Regions from separate parts of the Homo sapiens genome. Here region 2 is linked to region 1. Evidence: chromatin contacts called from ENCODE Hi-C or POLR2A ChIA-PET data. All regions are on one chromosome and are shown on one strand. Each heading gives the region's core, a stretch centred on a gene start or an enhancer-like site at or near the end of the contact. The rest is flanking DNA. Distances are from core to core; before and after follow the strand shown.

What was found. A loop is a pair of places that touch in the nucleus more often than their neighbours do. ChIA-PET counts read pairs that join two places held with the same protein, here RNA polymerase II (POLR2A). Pooled maps may share reads with other maps.
Region 2: a pooled map of gastrocnemius medialis shows a loop between it and region 1 (2.0-fold over the local background). The contact joins two enhancer-like sites. A Hi-C loop is called at or near these places in 1 of 50 pooled maps. POLR2A ChIA-PET finds 5 or more read pairs at or near these places in 3 of 52 experiments (H1, OCI-LY7 and activated T-cell).

The regions. Positions count from the first base shown.
Region 1 is chr4:3,223,823-3,229,921 of GRCh38, reverse strand. HTT (huntingtin) reads right to left here. Exons shown (of 67, transcript NM_001388492.1): 56 at 5,791-5,930; 57 at 4,179-4,261; 58 at 1,177-1,307; 59 at 913-1,042; 60 at 1-35. Among named protein-coding and RNA genes, the nearest start is that of MSANTD1, 22 kb to the left of the region's middle. Within about 2 kb of position 4,326, at least 15 of the 41 ENCODE cell types and tissues checked have a DNase peak (open chromatin) inside an H3K27ac peak, as active enhancers do.
Region 2 is chr4:3,318,666-3,324,764 of GRCh38, reverse strand. The region is part of intron 2 of RGS12 (regulator of G protein signaling 12); the gene reads right to left. It also overlaps the pseudogene RPL7AP29. Among named protein-coding and RNA genes, the nearest start is that of RGS12, 29 kb to the right of the region's middle. Within about 2 kb of position 3,249, at least 7 of the 41 ENCODE cell types and tissues checked have a DNase peak (open chromatin) inside an H3K27ac peak, as active enhancers do.

The DNA of each region.
Region 1 (6,099 bases), core at 3,077-5,576:
TTGCGCTCGGTGAACAAGTCTGAGACCACTAGAAGCTGGAGATGTGGAAAACCAGGAGGGCAAGGGGAGAATCGCGCTGTTAGAATCCAGGCAACGCATCCAGAACGCTACTACTGGCAAGTCGTGTTCTTACACCCAAGAGACATTACTGTGCGGGACGCATGTGTGCGTGTGTGTGTGGTGTATGCGTGTGCTGTGTCTGTGTGGGTGCGTGGTACACGTGGTGCATGTATGGTGTGTGTATGGTGTGTACATGTGGCGTATGTGGTGTGTGTGTGCGCATGTGGTGTGTGTGCGTGGTGTGCAAGTGGTGTGTGTGTGGTGTGGGGTGTGTATATACATGTGTGTACATGTGGCATGTGTGTGGTGCATGTGTGTGTGGCATGTGTGTGGTGCGTACATGTGTGTGGGGTGTGTGCACGTGGCGTGTGTGTAGTGTGTGCCATGTGTCTGGTGCATGCACATGTGGCATGTGTGTGGTGCATGTGTGTGGTTGTGTGCTGTGTGTGGCACATACATGTGGTGTGTGGGGTGTGTGCACGTGGCATGTGTGTGTTGTGTGCATGTAACCTGTGTGGTGTGGTGCATGTGGTGTGTGTGGTGTGTGTGTGTGTGTGTGGTGCATGCATGTGGAGTGTGTGTGCATGTGGCATGTGTGTGGTGCATGTGGTGTGGCGTGTGTGTGTGGCATGTGTGCTGTGTGTGTTGTGTGTATGGTGCATGCCGTGTATGTGTGTGCATGTGGCATGTGTGTGTGGTGTCTATGGTGCGTGTGGCCTGTGTGTGTGTTGCATGCATGAGGGGTGTGTGTGCAAGTGGCATGTGTGTGGGCGGTGTGTGTGTGTGGGGTGTGTGGCGTGTGTGGTGCGTGTGGCACGTGCAGGTGTGAGGGGAATGGGAAGGCTCACTTACGGATCTGACCACCTCACTGATCAGGATGGCCGGGGTCCTCCTGGCTGAGCTGGACGGCAGGATCCAGCGGCTGTACAACTCAAGCAAAAACTGCGAACAGGAGTGGATGTCAACTCCAGCCCGGTGTTTCCTGTGGAATATGCGAGATGGGTATTTTCCAAGTACATGAGATGAGAGGCTCATTTCAAGAAGCACCTCAAACAAATCAAATGACTGATAAGAAATTTCAAATTTCTGTTAAAAAGAAAAAGGCCATTGGAAAACCTGGAGTTGACTGGAGACGTGGGTGGTGACGAAGGTGCAGGGGCGTCGGCCTCCTCCTCCTCTTCCTCGTCCCATTCCTCCTCCCTCAGGGGTGTGATGCTGTTCCCCAGCCACACGGAGTGTATGGACACCTGCCACAGAAACGGGGCACTGCTCAGTGCTGCGGCCACAGTGCCAGGCTCCTGGTGGGTGGGTGTGGCCACTGGGACTCAGCACATGCCTACCGTCTAACAGTCTGCCCCTTAGCAAGGGTCGTTCAGACACCCCAGGTTACGGGCAAGGGAGCCCACAGAGAGGGTGGGGCAGGGGCTGGACAGCTGCTGGGAAGCTCCAGCACATGCTAAAGGCATGAATCAGGGGCCAGTCAACCCCAGGAGCAGCTGAGGAGGGTGACACAGAAAGAGGCTCTACGAAGGGATGCTTTCACTCCTAAGTGACATCTGAATGGAGTCCCCAAAACACGGAACCAATACGTGAGATTCCTTTTCCAGTCTCCCGCACTGGCAGTCATTGCGGTAAACCCAAGGCCAGAGCTCCCTCGCGCCTTTGTGACCCGCGCTCTAGATCACGCAGCCACCACGCAGTCAGCACACCTCGACTGTCCTCCTTTCTGCCTGGTTCTCGGGAAGCCTCGAGCACTTGGCACAGTGCTGTGGGCTGTGTGCCCATAAAAAGCTGTTCTCCATCATCACTGGCACTAGCCCCAACTCACGTTCTTGGCACCAAGGGCCATTTCCCCCCTGGGACCCAGCACCCTGCAGGGAGTGGGCGAGGAGTCTGTATGAACAGCTCTCAGGCCAAGGAGGAGCCCCTGCACTCCCCTCGCCCAGACCCCTAACCCCCACCCCTCTTTCCCAAAAGCAAGTAGCGGCTCAGTCCAGTGGCATCTAGGGGCTAAACATCCCAGACAGGGCAGGGGTGGCACTGTCCTTCAGCCCCAGACAGGGCAGGGGTGGCACTGTCCTTCAGCCCCAGACAGGGCAGGGGTGGCACTGTCCTTCAGCCCCAGACAGGGCAGGGGTGGCACTGTCCTTCAGCCCCAGACAGGGCAGGGGTGGCACTGTCCTTCAGCCCCAGACAGGGCAGGGGTGGCACTGTCCTTCAGCCCCAGACAGGGCAGGGGTGGCACTGTCCTTCAGCCCCAGACAGGGCAGGGGTGGCACTGTCCTTCAGCCCCAGACAGGGCAGGGGTGGCACTGTCCTTCAGCCCCAGACAGGGCAGGGGTGGCACTGTCCTTCAGCCCCAGACAGGGCAGGGGTGGCACTGTCCTTCAGCCCCAGACAGGGCAGGGGTGGCACTGTCCTTCAGCCCCAGACAGGGCAGGGGTGGCACTGTCCTTCAGCCCCAGACAGGGCAGGGGTGGCACTGTCCTTCAGCCCCAGACAGGGAAGGGGTGGCACTGTCCTTCAGCCCCAGACAGGGCAGGGGTGGCACTGTACTTCAGCCCCAGACAGGGCAGGGGTGGCACTGTCCTTCAGCCCCAGACAGGGCAGGGGTGGCACTGTACTTCAGCCCCAGACAGGGCAGGGGTGGGACCGTACTTCAGCCCCAGTATGATCCCATGACAGTTGGTTTGCGGACGCTGGACACAACGCAAACATTGAAGGATGTGGCCAAATGCAGCGGGGTTGGGGGGATAGGGAATACCTCGGGCACAGACCAGTGTCCCTGGGCCCAGGACAAGGCCAGAGGCACCCAGTGAGCCCCAGGCCTCTCACTCTCAGCCTGCCCTTCAGAAACACTTTCATGAAAAATACAGTGCATCCTATTGGTCATTTTCACTTATCTTGGGGTGGAAACATCTGTCAAAGGTGAAAGGACAGAAGAGTGGGACTTCTTTTTCCAACTATGTCTAGAAAAATACAGGCTGGTCCAGTAGCTCCCTGCTTCCTGTCACTGAAACCGGCAGGCACAAAACAGGACAGTACAGGCAGAGAGCAGGGAACAGAAACAGGCTTGTGACATCACAGGGTTTCTGCTGTGAAGGCTGCAGGCCAGGAACTCAGAAGAGGAAACTCTCAGAGCTCATAAGTGTTTCTAAACACCATATTCTGACCCATTTCCACAGAAACAAAAGCTACAAAGAGAACTGTCCTGCACAACTGCTTTCACTAAATCAGGAACCCGGTGAGCGAAAGACACAGCACCGGGGTGGAGGGAAAGGTGCAAGTCGGCCAGCACAGCCGGGCCCCGCCCAGCATACACCTGTAGGGCTCCACGCCATGTGCCATCATATGCAAATGGCCCTACGTTTCTGTTTACATTTTTTTTTAAGGGACAGAGTACTGGTCTGTTGCCCAGGCTGGAGTGCAGTGGTGCAATCATGGCTCACTGCAGCCTCAACCTCCTGAGCTCAGGTAAGCCTCCTGCCTCAGCCTCCTAAAATGTTATAGATTACAGGTGTTAGCCACCACACCCAGACCCTTGAATCCCTTCACTTATCTGAGGAGGAAACAGAAGCACAGACCAATGTGACCTGCTAGGAAGTGGCCGAGCTGTCTGCCTGCACACGGGGCTCCCACCCAGAACTGGCCACAGGGACAGGGACACTCAGGGAGCCCCCCAAGAGCTGGCCCCAGGGACACTCACGGCCACGCCTGCGGCCCCCCATACCATGGCCCTTCATGGCGTCTACTTCCTCCTGAGCATTTCAGCTGACTCCACTCTGTCCTCACCCCCCTTTTTGTGTCTCACGGTCCTTGCTTAAGTCCAAGTCACGCCCTCTCACTGTCTCTTACACACATCTCTATCGCTACATGTGAGGTCTCTTAACTACTTTCTGGAATACAGAACATAAATAAAAACAAAACTAATGCTTCCTCTGCTTGCGGGACCTAGGAATAAAACAGATAAAAACAATGAACATTAAATTTTTTTTTAAAAAAAAGGAAAACTTCCTTTCATTTAAAAAGTGCACTGAGCTTTTCTCCTGGGTGTGTCAAGCGCCAAAGTCTGAGGACAGAAACGGACAGAGGCCAGGCGGCGGGGGCGCGAGACTGACCTGGCCGAGTTTGTAGCTCATGCTCCCCAGCTCCCGCTCGGGGTTGATCTGTAGCAGCAGCTTCTCGTGGCTGATGAGGGCACCTGTGAACACCAGCACCCTGAGTCTTGATCTGCACAGGGGGGCAGGGCCGCAGGCCCACCCCATACCAGCCCAGCTCCTGCCCAGACAGGCACCCAGCCGTGAGCCACCTGCCCTCGCCGCCACTGGCAGGAGGGCCCAGGTTGTGCAGAGCCCTGTGGGTCTTGGGGATTTGTCACTTTATAACCAGTTAAGCTGGCAGGGCCAGTGGGCAAGCTGGACTCTGTCACTTTTTCTCTATGACAAATAAGACTGCAGCAGTCACTTGTCACCCCTCAGCTCCCACCTCTGTGAATAGGAACTGGTTGTGGGCTGAGCTGCAAAAGCTTAGGAGTCAGCAGTTGCAGGCGAGCCGACAGTCCAGGCAGGCAAGCTCTCTGGGGGACCCAGATAAGCATTTTGGTGAACAGTGCCTTCCAGAACCCCACCTCGGTGCCCAGGCTGACCAGATACAGCCGGCAGGAGCGGGAGCAGGATAATGCCCCCACTTAACCTTTCACACCCCCCCACGCCCCAGGCCAGCCTCCTCATGTCTTTCTGCTGGGCATCCCCCCAATTCCCGGGCACCAGCCTCCCGCTAAATGTCCCCAGCTAACCCTCTGCCAGACCCCAGATCAACTTGCCTCCTCCAAAGGGGCCTCCACGCCCCCTTCCCTGGAAGCACTTGCTCCCCTTGGAGCTCCAGGAGCTGCCTGTGTATGCCTCCCACCCACCTCTGTGCCCCTCTTTTCTGCCTTCTATGACAGGTCATTGCTCCTGGGTCCTCCTGACTTATGAGCTCCTTGAAGGCTGGATCCATGGCCCTCCAAGTGCTCAGTTTACTTCAACGCCCTAATAAACATTTGAGTCTCATAGACACTGCGTATAACACATTGCACGTCCACATAGAACTTTCTGCAATTAAAGCCTTCAAGGTGCTTAAACTCCTAAATAGCTACGGAATCACAGAGCTCTACGCTAAAATACTTTTGAGTGAAAAACGTGCATCCCAAATCCCCACACAACTCTCTTCTTTTAAACCAGGTGACAAGCTCCGATGCCTGTGATAGGGCAGGCACACAACCGGAAGGCTTGGTGGGAGAGTGGGCAGTGACAGGCAGGGCCCAGGGAGGGGAGAGGTGCAGGGAGCGGGGTGCTCAGGCCCAGCTGTGCCCTGCCCTGCAGCCACTGCCACACATGGTTTCTTAGGAAAAGCTGGAGATTCAGCTTGTGTAGATGAACTTGGTTGAGTTCTTAACATAAGCAACTAATTCAACTTTTAAATCCTGCTGGTCTTACAGCCCGTGAGAATTCTTTCGCTTCTCATTTCTTGACTGGCAGGAGAGAATGCTTCTCATTCATTTCCAGATTTTACTTCCTCCCTGGGCCTGACTAAGACTCCTGCTTATGAAAGGGGCAGCGTATTTAGCACCACAGCCTCCAACTCAGACCACACTCAGGTCTTCCCGCATCACTGGTGTGGTGAGCATGCCAGTCTTCTCTCATTCTAGCCCAAGTACAACCGCTCCCCCGCACCCTTTCCCTCAGGTACCTGTAGTAGCCGGAGACAGAGAAGGGACAGGATCCCATGCCTGATATAAATGATGGGTGGCAATATTCTCTCTCTTTGAAACCATTGCTTGAATCTCTTGCTCCACAATCCCTCTGATAATGCTCAGCTTCCTCCCAAACCTACATTTTAGAAAAAAGGTAAAGAGTGTTTTGTTTCCTTCAAAATCTTACAAGTGAAAAACACCAGAACTTTCCCTCCGCTTTGCCTAAAGGAACCTGGTGTAATACCAAATGAAACTCACTTCCTAAGTGAGCACCTGTCCGTGAGCCCTTAAGTGGGTGTTCTACT
Region 2 (6,099 bases), core at 2,000-4,499, 96 kb before region 1:
AGATGCTGAAAGGGAAGAAGGCCAAAGGGAAGGAGGAGGCCCTGGCCCCTGCCACCATGCAGCAGCAGATGGCCAAGAAGATGGACGTCTGAGGAAAGCCCTAAGAATTTCTGCAGTGGACAGGACGTCCAGCCATTACAGGGACCTTGCCCACTTTGTCAAGGGCCCTGCTGTATCAGGCTGCAGTGGCAAAGGGCCATCCTCCATGAATGGCTGAAAGCACCTCCTGTGATTGACTGGTTCACCCAGGCCTCAGGCCACAGGCAGCTACCCAATGGCGTACGCTGGCCCACAGTACCAACCAGAGACAAGCAAGAGAAGAAGCAGAGACTGTTGGCCTGGACTAAAAGACAGCACTGGCACAGGGGACATCCCCACTAAGAGATGGACCACTTGTCCTTCCAGCAGGGGTTGATACTGTCACAACCTTGGTGGAGAACGAGAAGGCTCAGCGGGTGGTGATCGCACGTGACGTGGCTCCCACTGAGCTGGTTGTCTTCCTGCCTGCCTGCGTCCTGAGATGGGGGTTCCCGACCGCACTGTCAAGGGAAGGCCTGACGAGGGCGTCAAGCCCGCAGGACCAACGAGTCTGCTCCACTGTCGCCTTCACACAGGTTAACTTGGAAGACAAGGGAGCTCTAAGCTGGTGGAAGCTATCAAGACCCACGACAACAGATATGACAAGATCTGCCATCGCTGGGAAAGCTAGCTCTGGGACCAAAATCTGTGGCTCACGTTGCCAAGCTGGAAAAGGCAAAGGCCACAGAACCTGCCAATAAACTGGGTGAAATGAACACTGTTGAGTTTTCTGTACATCAAAATAACACAAATTCTCCTTCAATAAAAAAGGGGGCATTCTCTCTCTCTCTCTCTCTCTCTCTCTCTCTCTCTCACACACACACACACACACACACTACTGACAAAAATATAAACTAGAAAACCTCTTTGGTGAGCAATTTGGCAAACTTTAAAATGCACATACACTTTTAAAAACAGCAATTCCACATCTAGGAACCTACCCAAAAGAAAACTCACATATATACAAAGATAGAACTTTAAGAATTTTTACTGCAATCCAGCTTATTATTAAATATAGAAACAGTCTAAGGTTGCCATCAACTGGGGACTGATTCAGTAAGAAATGGCACAGGCATATGACATAATACCACGTGGCCACTACAATGAAGAAGAGTTTTTAAAATTGATATATAACTATGTACATGAGAAATTTGTTTTAGAAAAAAGTAACTCACAGCAGTATGTCACATGTATTTTCAATAAAGGGAAGGAAAAGGAAGAGAATATCCAAGAGCCTGTGCAAACAGAGTAAGTCCATGAAAGGAAGCGAACTCTGAACTGCAGCTCCCCGCGCGGAGCGGGGCAGAGGCAGCAGCAGCATCTAAGGCTCTGACTCTTACAGTGCTGTTCGCATTGTGTCTGTGATTGTACCTTTGGGTATGTCGTCATGAACAAATGGTGGAGAATGAGATGATGAGCACCCACCAACACACTGCACCGCAAGAAATAAAACTGCACCAACACGAGCGAGGCGCCACGGCACCCCTCCCGGGAGAGGCCCCCCAGCCTGGTGCTTGCTCGTCCTCCCGCTCGCCCCTGGCTTGTCCTCCCACCGAGGGGCACGCGCCACCCTGGACAGCAGACTGCGCTGCTCACGGGCTTGAGGCTTCTGTATTTTGCCTTTTTTATGAGCGCGATTTTCAGATGTACTTCAGGTGATGCAGGTACCACTATCTCACTCAGATGTAGCTCTCGGGTACTCCAGTACACCCATAAGGTATTTCTCCATTCTCTGTTAATGGTCTTATCTCAGTAAGCAACAGTTGAGAAGGAACTCACTCCTGCAAATCCAACCTTCTGCGGGCAGCAGTCCTCAAGTGCTGTGGTCTCAGGACTCCTGGGAGTACCTACAAACGACTGAGCACCTCAGCGAGTCTTTATTTTTGTGGGTTTCAGCTACTGATGTTTCTCATACCAGAAATTAAACTGAGGAATTTAAAAATATGTATTCATTCATTTCAAAATTACACCAATCAATCCTTTACATATCACAAATAACATATTTTCATTTTTAAAATTTCCAAAATCCATTGTATGGAAATTTTAAGAATTTGGGTGCTGCTACTTAACCAGGTATTTTAATTAATTAATTTAATTAATTAATATAACTTTGAGTCAGTTTGCAGAGACACAGAATTAAACACGCTTGCCTTAAATGAAACACAAGGCAATCATTTTTGATGACAGAAGCATTTCGAGATCCTGGGTTCTCTTTCACATCAGCCCCTTTTGTTAGTCACAGGCCTGAATGCTTATCTCCATGAGAACCAGCTTGTGCTGGCTACAGACATTAGGCAGAGACAAAGAGCAAACTACACAAAAGGGAAAGCAGTCCACTTCCAAACATCATCTCACCCACTTCAAGAATTTCAGACCCTCAGCGAGTCTACAAGTAACTCAGCTCCCCTTCCTTGCTCCTCCCCAGAGGAGGGAGAAGCTGACAAGGATGAGCTGGCACAAGGTCACCACGTGGCTCGGTGTGCAGGGGGTTAGAGCTTTCCATCTCACCAAGGAGACGTAGAAATGCCGAGCAACAAGGGGTCTGGCTCGCTGGTCCCCAGGCTTTCACAGGAGCAAGTGGCCACTGAGGGCGGAAACCCGGGCTGAGCCTGCAGACAGCAGGATGGAGGCGGCAGTGACAAAAGCGTTGGCAAAGGACAACAATGGAGAATCTGGTGGCAGTTAGGACACAGAACTATTGGCCTTAGAGACCAACTTGTGACTAGATGCAGTATTATATTTCTTCTAATAGTCAGCTTATTTTGCATACAGATTAAGAAAGGCTGGTGCCAGTAATTTCAAAGGGAACGTTTAACATTCATAGAACTAGTAATAACTGTGTAGAGGGAATGCTGAAGATTGTTCTAGGGCTAAGGGCGAGTGCCTAAGCCAAGGACACCGTCAGCAGGGGCCCCTGCCCAGGCCTGGGCCTCAGAGCGCGCTGGACACCACATGCCTGCAGTCCACTGGGGGGAGGAGCTGACGTGGCTGTCCAGGCCGGAGCTGCTCCACAGCCACAGAAAACCCTGCCCTGGGGTGCAGGCAAGCCAAGGCGGACTCAAAAGCAGAAGCTGGGAGTGAGATGCCCTTGGGGGTGCTGAAGAAGGGTGCATACAGACGCTGGGTAGCCTAACGGGGCACTGTGCCAGACACCAAGGCATTTCTTCTCAGCGCCAAACCCACCCTGCCGTGCCCAGCTTCTGATCCTGGCACTGGGCCTTGAAGACCACATGGCTCCTGCCCAGGGGCTCAATGTTCAGCAATGGGCACAGGCACTGCCTCCCAGATGGAGTGGGGTGGACTGGCATGTGAGGGTCCCACATCGTTTTTCCTGGGGACTGGGGACAGCCACCAATCCTCACCTGGAGCTGCTTCACTCTCTCACAGCTGCGATGGACTCACAGTCCTGTCAGATAAGGCCCCTACTCTGGGTATCTAAGCCTCCCACGCCCACTTTTCTAGACTCAGCCCCTTTCCACACTGATGACCTTAGCCTTTCTTTTCTCTTTCAGCAGCTAACCTTCTTTTCCTTTGTTAACGATTCTGTATACTGAATTTTTCCTGTTCAAATTACTGCTGCGTTTCCTGTCTCCTGGCTGGATCCTGACTGATTCCACCTGAGTTTGTGCAAAGTAAAGCCCTGAAGTCCCCGTCACTAAGAATCCGGAGTCACGTGAAGCTCGCTGCCTGACACCATGGCACCCTCCAGGGGCCTCCTCTGCTCTCTCCCTCCCTGTGCCAACTCTGCTGCTTCTTCTAACTTCCAGGCACTTCCTGCATCCCTGCTGGCCCCTTCTCTCAGCACAGGCCAGCGTCCAGGTGGGGCCCTGATCGCTGCGGACGGTCACGGCCACCTTCGAAACTCTGCAGACCTGTCCACGGCGACGTCCGGACCCATCTTGTGGCCGCCTCATGACCCCTGGAAGCTTCTGCTGCTCTAACTGGGGAGGCTATGGGATCAGACTCACCTAACTACACAGGGAGGCCCACTTGGCAAAGTAAACAGCAACACTTAAACCTCAAGAGATTACAGCAGGAACCCATAAAACACAACACGTTACTACCTGTTTATTTTTAGATAGTGTATCACGCCACATTATGAAGGCCACTCCAAATCCCACACGGAGCGCCAGGGCTGTCTTGGTCCCAGCACTCACATGCCCTGTGACTGTGAGCAAGTCACCTGACAGCCAAACCTCAATCGCCTGGCCTGATGGCCTCAGGATTCCTATCAAGGTAAGGATGCACTCTGCAAAGCAGTGACCGCCACACCGTTATTTCCAACCCTGAGGACATGCTAGCTCCCCTTCTGCTCTGCTCCAGTGTGGGTGGGAACAGCCAGGACCCTCATCTTCACTGCAAAGAAGCCCAAGGCTGGCATCACAACCCCACCTATTCCCCCATGTCACCCGCCCCAAGGAGGAGTCCATTCACTGGTGGGATGGGGACGACAGCATTATCTGTCTCTCAGGTCCGCTGAGGACCATAAGCACCACTGCCAATTATCTAAAATGGCATCATACTCCCCACTGTCCAGGTCACTTTGAATTTCAAGGAGAAAGCAGGTGAAGGTGCCCTGTAATCCACAAAGAACCACATAAACACCAGTGTCAACCTTCACTACACCACAGCAGTGGAGAAAACACAGTTTTAAATATGTACTCAAAGAGATGAGGAATCTCCTGATTCCAAAGAACATTTTCACCACTTTCCAGGGCCCTTCACCTCCCATCCCTGCCCAATACAGGCAGCCCACACTGAGGCCAGCTCCCTGGGAGTGGCCCTGCCCCACCACCTACAGGCTCCACGGAGAAGTGAGGTGAGGCCCAGGGCGGGCAGGAGGGCACCTCCCTGAGAATCCAGACCAGGGCTCAGATCAAGAGACAAGGAAAGACAGCAGCAGCACGTGCAGCTGCAGAACGACTCCTCTAAGGAGGCTGAGGCCAGGCGCGTGTGGCTCATGCCTGTAATCCCAGCACTCTGGGAGGCTGAGGCAGAAGGATCGCTTGAGCTCAGGAATTCAAGACCAGCCTGGGCAAGATGGCAAAATCCCATCTTTACAAAAAATATAAAAATTAGCCAGGCATGGTAGCAAGTGCCTGTAGTCCCAGCTACTCAGTAGTCCCAGCTACTCAGGAGGCTGAGGTGGGAGGATCACTTGAGCCCAGGAGCAGGGGCTGCAGTGAGCTATGATAGAGCCACTGCACTTGAGCCTGGACAACAGAGCCAGACCCTGTCCCCAAAAATAAAGAGGATGTTGAAAATCCATATGATTACAAGTGTTTTAAAAAAAAAAATTCTATGCTTACATACATCAAAATGTTATCAGTGATCATTTTGAGGAGATAAAACGAGAAATCTGTTCTTCCTCCATTTTTTAAATTTTATTTTATTTTAGAGCCAGAGTCTCGCTCTGTCACCCAGGCTAGAGTGCAGTGGCTGCAACACAGCTCACGGCAGTCTTGAACTCCTGGGCTCAAGCGAGCTTCCTGCCTCAGCCTCCAAAGCACTCAGTTACAGGCGTGTGCCACGGCAGCCGGCTCCTTCCTTGCCTTTAAATGCTCTCAGGTGCTACATTTCATCATGGAAAACACTAGGGGAGGGGGAATCAAGTAGAAATATTCATCAAACACGGCCTTTCCTACTCCCCGGCCCTGCCTACCCAGCCAGCAGCCTTAGAGGGTCTTCTTAGGATGGTCTCAGGATGTGAACAAACACTAAAAAGGTGTCTTTACATCGTAAACAGCCGGAGTAGTTTCTCTGAAACAAAGGGAGCTAAGTGCCCACCCCCATCACCTGTCACAAGGGCCCTGGCTCCAAACACAGCACAGCCCCACACGGCAGCGCCGCCTCTGGCTGGAGGAAGTCCTTCCAGAGGGTTCCCTGCACCCAACCGCACAGGCACAGCCCCGCACACTCCCACACTGGCAGCACCGCCTCCTGCTGGACAAAGTCCCTTCCAGAGGGTTCCCAGCTTTGCTCATTTACTCTTTCCTGCTCCAAACTTAGCTCCTAAAGGCA